Regions from separate parts of the Homo sapiens genome. Here region 1 is linked to region 2. Evidence: chromatin contacts called from ENCODE Hi-C or POLR2A ChIA-PET data. All regions are on one chromosome and are shown on one strand. Each heading gives the region's core, a stretch centred on a gene start or an enhancer-like site at or near the end of the contact. The rest is flanking DNA. Distances are from core to core; before and after follow the strand shown.

Region 1 (6,119 bases), core at 3,123-5,622, 110 kb after region 2:
TGCAGTGGCATAATCTCTGCTCACTGCAACCTCCACCTCCCGGGTTCAAGCAATTCTCCTGCCTCAGTATCCCGAGTAGCTGGGATTACAGGTGCCCGCCACCACGCCCGGCTAATTTTTGTATTTTTAGTAGAGACTGGGTTTCACTATGTTGGTCACGCTGGTCTTGAACTCCTGACCTAAAGTGATCTGCCCACCTTGGCCAGGCTGGTCTCGAACTCCTGACCTCAAGTGATCTGCCCGCCCAAAGTGCTGGGATTACAGGCATGAGTCGCGGCACCCAGCCTCTTTATTTTAAATTAAATAAATTAAATTTTACAATAAATACATTTGAAATAAATTCAGACTTAAAAAAAGTTGCAAAAATAGTACAAAGAGTTCCATATAGCCTCCATCAGCTTCCTCAGATATTCACATCCTGATCAAAATCAGGACATTCGCACTGATACAGTACTATTCACTAATGTGCAAGCCTTATTCACATTTCCTCTGTTCAGCTCTAGTGTCCCTTTTCTGTTCCAGGATTTAGTCCTGGATCCTGTCTTGCATGTAGGTATTTCTCCTTAGTTTCCTTTAGTCTGGATCATTTCCTCCATTTTTTATATACCTTTTCTTGACAACGACATTTCTAACGAGTACTGCCCAATCATTTGGTAGAATGCCCCTTAACTTTGGGTTTGTTTGATGTTTCCTCACAGTGAAACTCAGGTTAAGTGTTTTTGGCAGGGATTACGCAGAAGCGATGTGTGTCTGTGTCAATGCATCCTAGCAAGGGCACATGATGGCGATTTATACCTTTTTTTTTTTTTTTTTTTTTTTGAGACAGAGTCTCTCACTGTTGCCCAGGCTGGAGTGCAATGGTGCAATCTTGGCTCACTGCAACCTCTGCCTACCAGGTTCAAGCGATTCTCATGCATCAGCCTCCTGAGTAGCTGGGACTACAGGTGCGCACCACCACGCCAGGCCAATTTTTGTATTATTAGTAGAGATGGAGTTTCACCATGTTGGCCAGGCTGGTCTTGAACTTGTGACCTCAAGTGATCTGCCTGCCTTGGCCTCCCAAAGTGTTGAGATTACAGACGTGAGCCACCGCGCCCGTCCAATCGCTTGCTTTAAATGGTATCTGCCAGGTGACTTTTTCCCATTGTTATGTTGGGGGGATATTTTGGGCCTTTGTAAACAAATAGGAAATATTCGAGGAAGAGAAGGGGAGGAGGAGAAGGGAAGGAAGGAAATTAGCTCACTCACTCACTTGTTTTTGATCTTTCTTATCATGCATCGTTGCAAATAAGTAAACAAATCAGCCAGGCTTCTGGGCAAAATCCAACTTTGTGTCCCCTGTGAAAAGGAAAACGCTGTGTCACAGAGTGACCACTGGGGGGCAGCAGAGACTTGAGAGGAATCAAAACAACTCCAGGAAAAAGGGCAGTTGGCTACCTTCTGGGAAACTAAACTTACCGGTAAGCTCCGCATCTGCTGGGGTTCTGGTGTCTTCCATGAGCCAGGTCGTGGAAGTGGAGGTAGGGAGTCTTAGTTGCACCTCGCTCCCAGCCTGCTGCTGCTGTTGCCAAGCCGTATGGATGCCCCACCTTGAAAACTGGGGCTGTCACCTCGGGAGGGCTTCACGAGGTCTGAGAATCCCCTTCTGAGACTGGCTAGAAAATTCCTGGGTGCTGAGGGTGTACCTGTTTGGAGACTGATTGCAACCCCCCGAAAGCAGTTCTGGAAGATGTAAGCCAAGGGGGAATTTACTGGAAGGTTATGAGGATATTCATGAGATCAAAAAGAAAGGAGAAGCAACCAGCAGTTTCAACAGGTCTTAGAAGCAAAAATCACTGAGGACAATGCGCCGGGTGTCTCCCCCAGGATGCCTGATCTTTGACTGCTTTCAGTCTCACCCTTCAACGCAGGGTTCAGAGTCTAAGGAGAAAGTGTTGGATGGGGTCAGCAGGGTACGGTACGTTAATTTGTGCTCACCCCCAATCAAATTCATTCCTCCATAAATATTTTCTTTCTTTTTTTTTTTTGAGACGGAATCTCACTCTGTTGCCCAGGCTGGAGTGCAGTGGTACGATCTTGGCTCACTGCAACCTCTGCCTCCCGGATTCAAGCGATTCTACTGCCTCAGCCTCCTAAGGAGCTGGGATTTATAGGCACCGCCACCATGTCCAACTAATTTTTGTATTTTTAGTAGAGAAGGGGGTTTCACCATGTTGGCCAGGCTAGACTTGAACTCCTGACCTCAGGTGATCTGCCTGCCTTGGCCTCCCAAAGTGCTGGGATGACAGGCTTGAGGCACCGTGCCTGGCCCTTCCATCAAATATTTATTGAGCAACAAATACATATTGGGCTCTGTGTGCCCAGCCAGTGGTATGAGATGCCATTTGAGACATCCAAGTGGAGGCAGCCAGTGGAATCCCAGCTCCTCCCCGGGACCTAGGAAGCCCCCATCCCATGACTCTGCAGCCTTCCTCAACCTCCTGCCCTGCCATTCACTCTGTGCCCATGACACCAGCCTCCTCACTGCTCCCCCCACCCCCAACACACTGAGCTCATTTGCTCCCTTCCCACCTGGAACCGCCTCACTCAATATGTGAGAGCCACCCACACAGAGACAGTATTTAAAGCCACAAAAGGACGGTCACTCTTCCAAGAGAATCAGGGTGTTATTCCAAAAGAAGGCAGGATGGATGCTGGACAGCAAAACCCCACAAAATGTCCATGACAGGATTCCAGGAGGGGCCCATGATCTCACAATAAGCTGAGAACAACTCTCAGCCCTCCTGAGAGCCTCTGTGTGAGTGCACGTATACTCATGCATATATGATACTGTGGCTTTGGAGACCTATGCATATGCATTTTACATTGCAGCCCAATACCATAAATGCATGTGTATATGTGCACTCACACATACACTGAAATGAAAATTTTGCAAAGCTATATTTATCCTTATTACACCATCACTCCTGATGTTTTAGTTAGATTTTTATCCTGGTTCATTAGAAAAAGAAAGAGAAAAAAAAAGCCAAGCGCAATGGCTCATGCCTGTAATCCCAGCACTTTGGGAGGCTGAGGTGAGCGGATCACCTGAAGTCAGGAGTTTGAGACCAGTCTGGCCAACATGGTAACATCCTATCTCTATTAAAAATACAAAAATTAGCCAGGCACGGTGACACACTCCTGTAATCCCAGCTACTCAGGAGGCTGAGGGGGAGAATCGATTAAACCCAGGAGGTGGAGGTTGCAGTGAGCTGAGATTGTGCCACTGCACTCCAGCCTGGGCAACAGCAAGACTCTGTCTCAAACAAAGCAAAGCAAAACAAAACAAAACACCAAACCACACACACAAAAAACAAACCAAATCGGGTATAACTCACCAATTTGATCTCCACAGGGCTCCTGTGTGCCCCTGCTCCACCCCACAGCCACAACTCTCCCCCTCACTTGTACGATTTTAACAAGCACCTAATTGACCCCCCTGCTTCTGTTTCTTCCTGTGAATCCACCCTGCCCGAATACATCTTTCTAAAGCCCAGCTTTGATTACATCAAAAACCTCTGGTGGCCTCCTGCCTGAATTCCAGTTTCTTTGGAATTCCTTGTCACTCCTCTGGATATTTTTCTCTCCTCCATGGCACAGCACCTTCCTTCCCAACATCACCGTAAAAAACGCCTTCTCTGGGAGGCCCTCCTCACTCCCTCACACCCTCAATATTTGCTGAGCATGCCCGGTGATAGATTTGGGAAGTCCATTTCAACAAGGCAAATGATAGCTACTCACTCGCAGAGCTTATGGGAAAGACAGATTTGCAAACAATGACTATAAAGTATGGTAGGGGAAGTTGGGTCTAAGTGACCCTAATCTACCCAGAGAGCATCCAGGAAGGCTTCCCGAAAGAAGTGCCAATCAAGGTGAGTGCTAAAGAGGAAGGTGTCTCCCAGGCGACACTGGCAGTGTCCAGAGACATTTTTGCTTGTTAGGATTGGGCTGTAGTGCTCCTGGCAGGGAGTGGGTGGAGGCCAGGGATGCTGCTCAGCACCCTGCAGTGCCCAGTACGGGCCCCCCCAGAGAATTATCTGATCCCCCACCATCTGCGGTATCTGCAGTGCCGAGGGGTAGAAACAGCTCTTGAAGGCTTAGTCCCGTGCTTTCTGTATGTTGACCTTCTTTCTCACAACACCGTGAGGTATTTTTAATGTCTCTTTTCCAGTGGGAGAAACCGATGAAGGTAATTTACTTGAGGGCACAGTGAATGACCGTGGAGCTGATTCTCAAACCTGTGCAGTCTAATCCCTGCCACTCTGCCTCTCCCGGCCGAGGAGGAGCTGGGGAGTAGCAAAGAGGAAGGGGAGAAGCGCTCAGTTGGCGGCCATTTTGAGGAGCAGGGCCAAGGGGCGGGGCGGGGCAATGCGGGGACGGACGGTGCTGCCAAGGCTGTGATGGAGACTTGGGGAGGAGGTCTGGACGGCCAGATGCCGGAATGCTGTCTTGCTCTGCCGAGGGCCAGGCACCCAGGAGCTCTGGGCAGAGGTGAAGTCAGCAGCTCCTGGAGGGTGTTTCCATTGTGGGAGTGGCTGAGGTGACTGAGGGGGTAGAAGGAGGAGAGGAGTGGGCAGGACCCAGGCGCAGAGGGGCAGCAGCCAGAGGCAGGAGGAAAACAGGGGTGGCGGCGGTTGGCGGGGGTGGGGGGCACTCCAGCTGGAGCATCTCCCCTTTCTTTTTTTTTTTTTTTTTTGTTTTTTTGAGACGGAGTCTCGCTCTGTCACCCAGGCTGGAGTGTAGTGACGTGATCTTGGCTTACTGCAAGCTCCTCCTCCTGGGTTCAAGCGATTCTCCTGCCTCAGCCTCCCCAGTAGCTGGGACTACAGGAGTGTGCCATCACACCCGGCTAATTTTTGTATTTTTAGTAGAGATGGGGTTTCACCATGTTAGCCAGGATGGTCTCAATCTCCTGACCTCGTGATCCACCCGCCTCGGCCTCCCAAAGTGCTGGGATTACAGGGGTGAGCCACCGCGCCTGGCCCACATCTGCCCCATCTTAGCACGCTGGCAGTTGCAGTGTCTGGGGTCCCCTCCCATCTTGCAAGGGAGTTCCTGCCACCAGAAAGTTTGTGAAGGCAGGGACATCTCTGGGCCTCCCCACCCCTCCTTGCTGACGTCTGTCTGGAGGTCAGGGCTGTAATGGCAGTTCCATCATCACCAGGGACCCAGGCTCCTTCTGACTCATTGCTTTTCCATCCTTATCATGGGGCTTCCACCTTGAGGTCCACTGTGGCTGCCGTGCTCCAGCCATCACATCTGCATTCCAGCCAGAAGCCTTGCTTTTCCCATGTGTACAATGGGGATTACATCTACCTTAGGTCATCAAAAATAGGAGATGGGATAGAAGTGTCTAGTGTGGAGCCTGCTGTGATTATGGCCAGTACCCCCTAGAGGTGCTTGGTAAGACCAAGGTTCCCCTTTTTTTTTTTCTGAGGCGGCTGCACCCTGGGGACCTACCCAGAGGGCTTTGGAGGCACATGATGGCCTGCGGACCTCAAGCGGGCTCCTCTTTCCTGGGGCGCCATCCCCCATGCTCTGAGCTCCCGCTCTCCCCAGCCTCTCAGGCCCCATGGGCAGGGCTCGGGCCTCCTACTCTGGGCCCTGCAGTCCACACTGGGCCTGGCTCTTCAGGGGCTGGGGAGGTGGGTGAGTTGGCACTTGCCTAATTTGGCTCAGGGGTCTCAGCTGGAGGAATGTCTGAAATTGTGACCCAGCAGGGGGTGGGGCGAGTGGATTTCCTGGCTGATGTTGGCACCGTCAGGACACAGTGGGGTCCTGGAGTCCCAGCCCAGGGAAGTGAGAGGCGATTCTAGTGTCACCTGAGACAGAGAGGCCTGGGCTGGGGCAAAGGCCGAGTGTCCCTGGGAGCATACGGGGCACTGGCCTGGCACTCGGGAAACTGGCCTGGCTGACCAGCAACTGTACTAGCCTCTGTGGGCCACCCTCCCTCCCGCAGGTGGGCCCTGCCTGGTTCCTGAGCCCATTGCTCTCCTCTGTAGGGTTTCTTCAAAGTCCTATAGCCCCGCACCACAGTCCCCTGAGAGGGAATGGCAGCAACAACACGCTTCCTGGCTCCT
Region 2 (6,108 bases), core at 426-2,925:
TCAGGCGATGTTTTCAAGGTTTCTAAGCACCTGTCTCTCCATCGGCAAAAATTACAGCCAGTAGAGCCAGCGACCTGGGCACCTGGGCCAGCCCTGCAGGGAGTGTATGGAGATGCCACTCACCTTGGGAAGATGCACCAGGAGTTACGGTCCACTCTGTCCCTGTTGGCGTTCTCTGAAGAGTAGAAATTTTCCCCTACCCAGACTCTGAGAATGTTCCAAAGACCTCAATTTATATTTGGTATCCACCTGCAGCCACTCAGTCCCTCAGCCCAGCTGTAGCCTCTGGTCACTCCCCCTCCCAGAGGGAGACAGTGTTGAGATTTGACTTCAGAACAAGGGCAGAGCCTTACAAAAAATGAGCTGGGCATGGTGGTGGGTGCCTGTAATCCCAGCTACTCATGAGGATGAGGCAGGAGAATCACCTGAACCCAGGAGGTGGAGGTTGGAGGTGGAGGTTGCAGTAAGATGAGATCACGCCACTGCTCTCCAGTCTGGGCGACGGAGCAAAACTCTGTCTCACTCACTCACTCAATAAATAAATAAATAAGCGAAAATAAATAGGCCAGGCACAGGGGCTCACGCCTGTAATCCCAGCACTTTGGGAGGCTGAGGTGGGTGGATCACGAGGTAAGGAGTTCGAGACCAGTCTGGCCAACACAGTGAAACCCTGTCTCTACTCAAAATAGAAAAATTAGCTGGGCGGGATGGTGAGCGCCTGTAATCCCAGCTACTTGGGAGGCTGAGGCTCAAGAATTGCACGAACCTGGGAGGCGGAGGTTGCAGTGAGCTGAGATCGCGCCACTGCACTACAGCCTGGGCAAGAGACTCCGTCTCAAAAAAAAAAAAAAAAAAAAAATTGGTGAGGCGCGGTGGCTCAGGCCTATAATCCCAGCACTTTGGGAGGTCAAGGTGGGGGGACTTCCTGAAGTTGGGAGTTTGAGACCAGTTGAGGTCTTTGGAACATTCTGAGACTCCGGGTAGGGAAAAATTTCTATCCTCCAGGGTACTCCAACAGGGAGGGAGAGGACTGCAAATTCTGGCGCATCTCTTCCCAAGGTGGCGTCTCCATACACTCCCCGCAACATGGAGAAACCCTCTCTCTACTAAAAATACAAAATTAGCCGGGCGTGGTGGTGCACGCCTGTAATCCCAGCTACTCAGGAGACTGAGGCAGGAGAATCACTTGAACCCGGGAGGTGGAGGTTGTGGTGAGCCGAGATTGTGCCATTGCACTCCAGCCTGGGCAACAAGAGTGAAATTCCGTCTCAAAAAAAAAAAAGATCTTGTTTATTTCTTGGTTTGTCAGTGTCTTCCCCAGATTGGGCGGCTCATGGGGCAGGGCTTGGGTCCCCAGTATGACCTGGCACCCAGTAGGCACTCAGTAAACAGGTGCTGAATAAATGTCCTTGTCTGTGATGGAAGCTTGAACTCCCACTTGGAGAATTATAAACGAAGACTGAAGATCTTTGGACTCTGGGGCAGGAGTGACCCTCCCCCTGCCCCTTCCCCACCCCCCACCGACCACCCCAGAGATTACAGCCTGCCTCAGGGGAATCTGCAGGTGAGGTAGTCCTCACCCCCAGTGACACAGGGCAGGACCTCGCAGGGCTGGAGATGGAGGAGGCCGGGTGGCAGGCACAGGCAGGCAAAGAATGCTGCCGCAGACGAGAATGAATAAACAGGCTCCTTGGATGTCAGAGGCTGGGGGTGGGGGGACACTTTGAACCTCACGCCTGGCTGGGGATGTTTGGACAAGGCAGGCGGCCAGCGGGTGTCATCAGGGCTAAAATTAACCTCCACTTCCCGCTCAGCCCCTCCCCCTGGGCCAGGAGGGAGGCTGGGGCCCCGGCCATCACTTAAGTGAGCGCTGTATGCCGGACAAAGCTCCTTGAAGAAATCAATGCACGTGGTCCTCTCAACAACCCCGACAGCTGCTATCAGTAATGGCATTGTGATTTATCCCCATTTTGCAGGTGAGGAAACCAAGGCACCGAGAAAAAGGGAGGCTGATAGCCACAAAACTCAAAAGCAGCAGAGTCAGGACTCGAACCTGGGATTCAGGGAGTGTGTTCTCACCTGGAGGTCTCCCTGAAAGCCAGGGGAGATGAAAGAGACCCTGAGCGATGAGTCCTTGGCGGAGGCGGGCATGCGGCCCCTCATTCACTCTCCCCTAGGGACCTCTCCAGAGGTTTCCAGAGTTACAGTAACTTTGGGTCTTTTTGTGCAAATTCCAAGAGATGCCTGCTGTGCCAGTGACCTGCTGGGGACCTAAAACACCCTCATTGAGCCAGGGAAGGGTCAAGGAGGGGGCGGGGACAGGGCTGGTGGGCTGTGGAAACCTCGTGCAGATGGTGAGATATTAAAATACATCCACTCCACAAAAATTAGCTGGGCGTGGTGACGTGCATCTGTAATCCCAGCTACTCAGGAGGCTGAGGTAGAAGAATCACTTGAACCCGGGAGGCAGAGGTTGCAGTGAGCTGAGATTGTGCCTCTGCACTCCAGCCTGGGCGACAGAGCGAGACTCTGTCTCAAAAAAATTAAAAAAAAAAATTAAAAAAAAGATCCACTCCAGACCAGTGCAGTTGCTCATGCCTATAATCCCAGCACTTTGGGAGGCTGAGGCATGAGAATCGCTTGAACCTGGGAGGTGGAGGTTGCAGTGAGCCAGGATCGCGCCACCGGACTCCAGCATGGGCAACAGAACAAAACTCCATCTCAAAAAAAAAAAAAAAAAAAAGGAATGAATGATGCTGTAAGTATATCCCAAGAATTGCATGGGATATACTTACGCCAAGCCGTGATTCATGATCTATCTGAAATCCAAACTTAACTGGATGTCTTGGATTTTTATTTGCTAACTCTGATGACTTCAGCTGGGTGGGGGTGGGGGGCAGTCCCTGTAGCGGGCAGGTGCTAAGAGCAAAGGCAGGCATTAAGGAGGTGAAATCAGAGCCACACCAGGCGCTCAGGTGGCTTCCAGGACGCGACGCCTTCCTAATGGGCTTCCCAGGTGCCTCCGGGACCAGCCAGATGGAGGAGGCTTCGGGGCCTCCCTGGCCCTCACCCGCTGGGCCAGCCCCTCATCACCACCTCCCAGGTCCCTCCTGCCAGGCTCATTATTCATCTTTAACGGTCACTCGGCAGGGGGAGTGTGGGCTGGGAACACCTGGGACTCCCAGGCTTGCAGTGGGCGGCCTCACTAATGGGGGTGAGGCCCCCATTAGAGAGGCAGTAATGGGTGGGAAAGGGGTCCCGGCCCACCAAGGAGCTGGCCTGGGGCAGGAAGCATCCAATTTGGGGCAGGGGCGGGAAACAGACTTCTGCCACCCCCACCCTGCCATTTCCTTTCCTGTCGAGGCAGGAGTCCAGGGAAGCACCTCTGGATGCCTTCACCCTTCCCAATCTCCACCTGGACGGGGTCCTGCTGGGCCCCCCAGACGCAGAGGGGGCTGCTCTGGCACTCCTGCCTCCCCATATCCAGGCAGGGGTAGGATGGATGCCCCAGCCTTGACCTTCCAGCTTCCCATCTGCCAGACTTGCTCAAGAGAGTGGCTCACGGCTAAGGAGTGGAAACTGACACCCAGAGAAGGATCTAGAACCTCGTACTCTTCCATGCTCTTAGCCACTCCCCTTTCTGTCTCTCCTCTGAGCTATCACACATGTTGTTCCTCTCTCTTGGGCACTCTAGCCTGGATGACAAAGGGGGATCCTGTCTCTTAAAAAACAAACAAACAGACAAGGCTGGGTGCGGTGACTAACATCTGTAATCCCAGCACTTTGGGAGGCCAAGGCGGGCAGATCACGAGGTCAAGAGATCGAGACCATCCTGGCCAAACTGGAAAAACCCCATCTCTACTAAAAATACAAAAATTAACTGGGTGTGATGGCACACACCTGTAGTCCCAGCTACTCAGGAGGTGGAGGTTGCAGTGAGCCGAGATCACGCCATTGCACTCCGGCCTGGTCAACAGAGTGAGATTCTGCCTCAAAAAAGAAAAAAAAAGAAAAAAAAAGAAAAAAAGAAACGGCCAGGTATGATGGCTCACGCCTGTAATCCCAGCACTTTGGGAAGCTGAGACGGGCAGATCACCTGAGGTCGGGAGTTTGAGACCAGCCTGACCAACATGGAGAAACACCATCTCTACTAAAAAATACAAAATTAGCCAGGCATGGTGGCGCATGCCTGTAATCCCAGCTACTCACGAGTCTGAGGCAGGAGAATCGCTTGAACCCAGGAGGCAGAGGTTGCGGTGAGCTGAGATCGCACCATTGCACTCCAGCCTGGGCGACAAGAATGAAACTCTGTCTCAAAAAAGAAAAAAAAAAAAAGAAAAAAAATGTCCCTACACCCCTATTAGAATGGCCAAATCCAAAGCCCTGCCAACAGCAACCCCAAATGCCCCGAACCCCTGAGGACAGGGAGCAACAGGGAGTGTCATTCATTGCCGGTGAGAATGCAGAATGGTACAGCCGCTTTGGAACAGTTTGGCAGTTTCTTATAAAACTAAACATACTCTTAGGATGAGACCTAGAAATGGTACTCCTAGGTATTTACCCAAAGGAGCTGAAAACCTAACATCCACACAAAAACCTGCACACAGATGTTTACAGCAGCATTATTCACAGTTGCCAAGATTGGGAAGCAGCCAAGATGTCCTTCAGCAGGAGAATGGGTAAGAACACTGTGGTGTGCTCAGATGACAAAATTTTATTCAGGCTGGGCACGGTGGCTCACGGCTGTAATCCTAGCACTTTGGGAGGCAGGGGCGGGCAGATTACCTAAGGTCAGGAGTTCGAGACCAGCCTGGTCAACATGGGGAAACCCTGTCTCTACTAAAAATACAAAAATTAGCTGGGCGTGGCGGCACGAACCTGTAGTCCCAGCTATTCAGGAGGCAGGAGAATCTCTTGAACCCAAGCAGACATTGCAGTGAGCTGAGATCGCGCCACTGCACTCCAGCCTGGGTGAAAGAGGAAGACTCCATCTATATCTATATCTATATATCTATATCTATATCTATATAAAATATAAAATTCAGTGCTAAAAAGAAATGAGCTGTCAAGCCATGAAAAGACACAGAGGAACCTTAAATGCATTTTTTTTTTGAGACGGAGTTTCGCTCTTGTTGCCCAGGCTGGAGTGCAGTGGCACAATCTTGGCTCACTGCAAACTCTCCCCCACTCCCTGGGTTCAAGCGATTCTCCTGCCTCAACCTCCTGAGTAGCTGAGATAACAGGCGCTGGCCACCACACCTGGCTAATTTTTGTATATTTAGTAGAGATGGGGTTTTATCATCTTGGCCAGGCTGGTCTCAAACTCCTGACTTCAGGCCTCCCTCCGCCTGCCAAGGTGCTGGGATTACAGGCGTGAGCCAACACGCCCAGCCCTTCAATGCATATTACTGAGTGAAAGAAGCCCATTTGAAAAGGTGACACACTGTATGATTCTAGCTACAGAATATTCCCGAAAGAGGAAAACTATGGAGACGGTGAAAAGGTCAGTGGCTGTCAGGGGCTGGGGGAGGAAGGGACGAACAGGCAGAGCACAGTGGATTTTTAGGGTAGTGAAACTACTCTGCATGATACTGTTAAATGGTAGACATATGTCATTACACATTCATCCAAACCCACAGAACATATGCATACAACACCAAGAGTGAACCCTCATGTCAACTATGAACTTTTTTTTTTTTTTTAGATGGAGTTTTGCTCTGTCGCCCAGGCTGGAGTGCAATGGCCTGATCTCAGCTCACTGCAACCTCCACCTCCCAGGTTCAAGTGATTCTTCTGTTTCAGCCTCCCAAGTAGCTGGGATTACAGGCATGCGCCACCATGCCCGGCTAATTTTTTGTATTTTTAGTAGAGATGGGGTTTCACCACATTGGCCAGGTTGGTCTCAAACTCCTGAGCTCAGGTGATCTGCCCACCTTGGCCTCCCAAAGTGCTGGGATTACAGGCGTGAGCCACCACATCCAGCCAAAAATGACATTTATTACAATTTCTTGGCTGGGCTCGGTGGCTCATGCCTGTAATCCCAGCACTTTGGGAGGCCGAGGCAGGCGGATCACAAGGTCAGGAGATCGAGACCATCCTGGCTAACAC

Evidence for each region. A loop is a pair of places that touch in the nucleus more often than their neighbours do. ChIA-PET counts read pairs that join two places held with the same protein, here RNA polymerase II (POLR2A). Pooled maps may share reads with other maps.
Region 1: POLR2A ChIA-PET joins it to region 2 with 13 read pairs in WTC11. The contact joins two enhancer-like sites. A Hi-C loop is called at or near these places in 1 of 50 pooled maps. POLR2A ChIA-PET finds 5 or more read pairs at or near these places in 2 of 52 experiments (Panc1 and WTC11).

What each region holds. Positions count from the first base shown.
Region 1 is chr19:5,986,151-5,992,269 of GRCh38, forward strand. The region is part of intron 1 of RANBP3-DT (RANBP3 divergent transcript); the gene reads left to right. Among named protein-coding and RNA genes, the nearest start is that of RANBP3-DT, 11 kb to the left of the region's middle. Within about 2 kb of position 4,373, at least 2 of the 41 ENCODE cell types and tissues checked have a DNase peak (open chromatin) inside an H3K27ac peak, as active enhancers do.
Region 2 is chr19:5,879,021-5,885,128 of GRCh38, forward strand. No RefSeq gene overlaps it. Among named protein-coding and RNA genes, the nearest start is that of FUT5, 12 kb to the left of the region's middle. Within about 2 kb of position 1,676, at least 7 of the 41 ENCODE cell types and tissues checked have a DNase peak (open chromatin) inside an H3K27ac peak, as active enhancers do.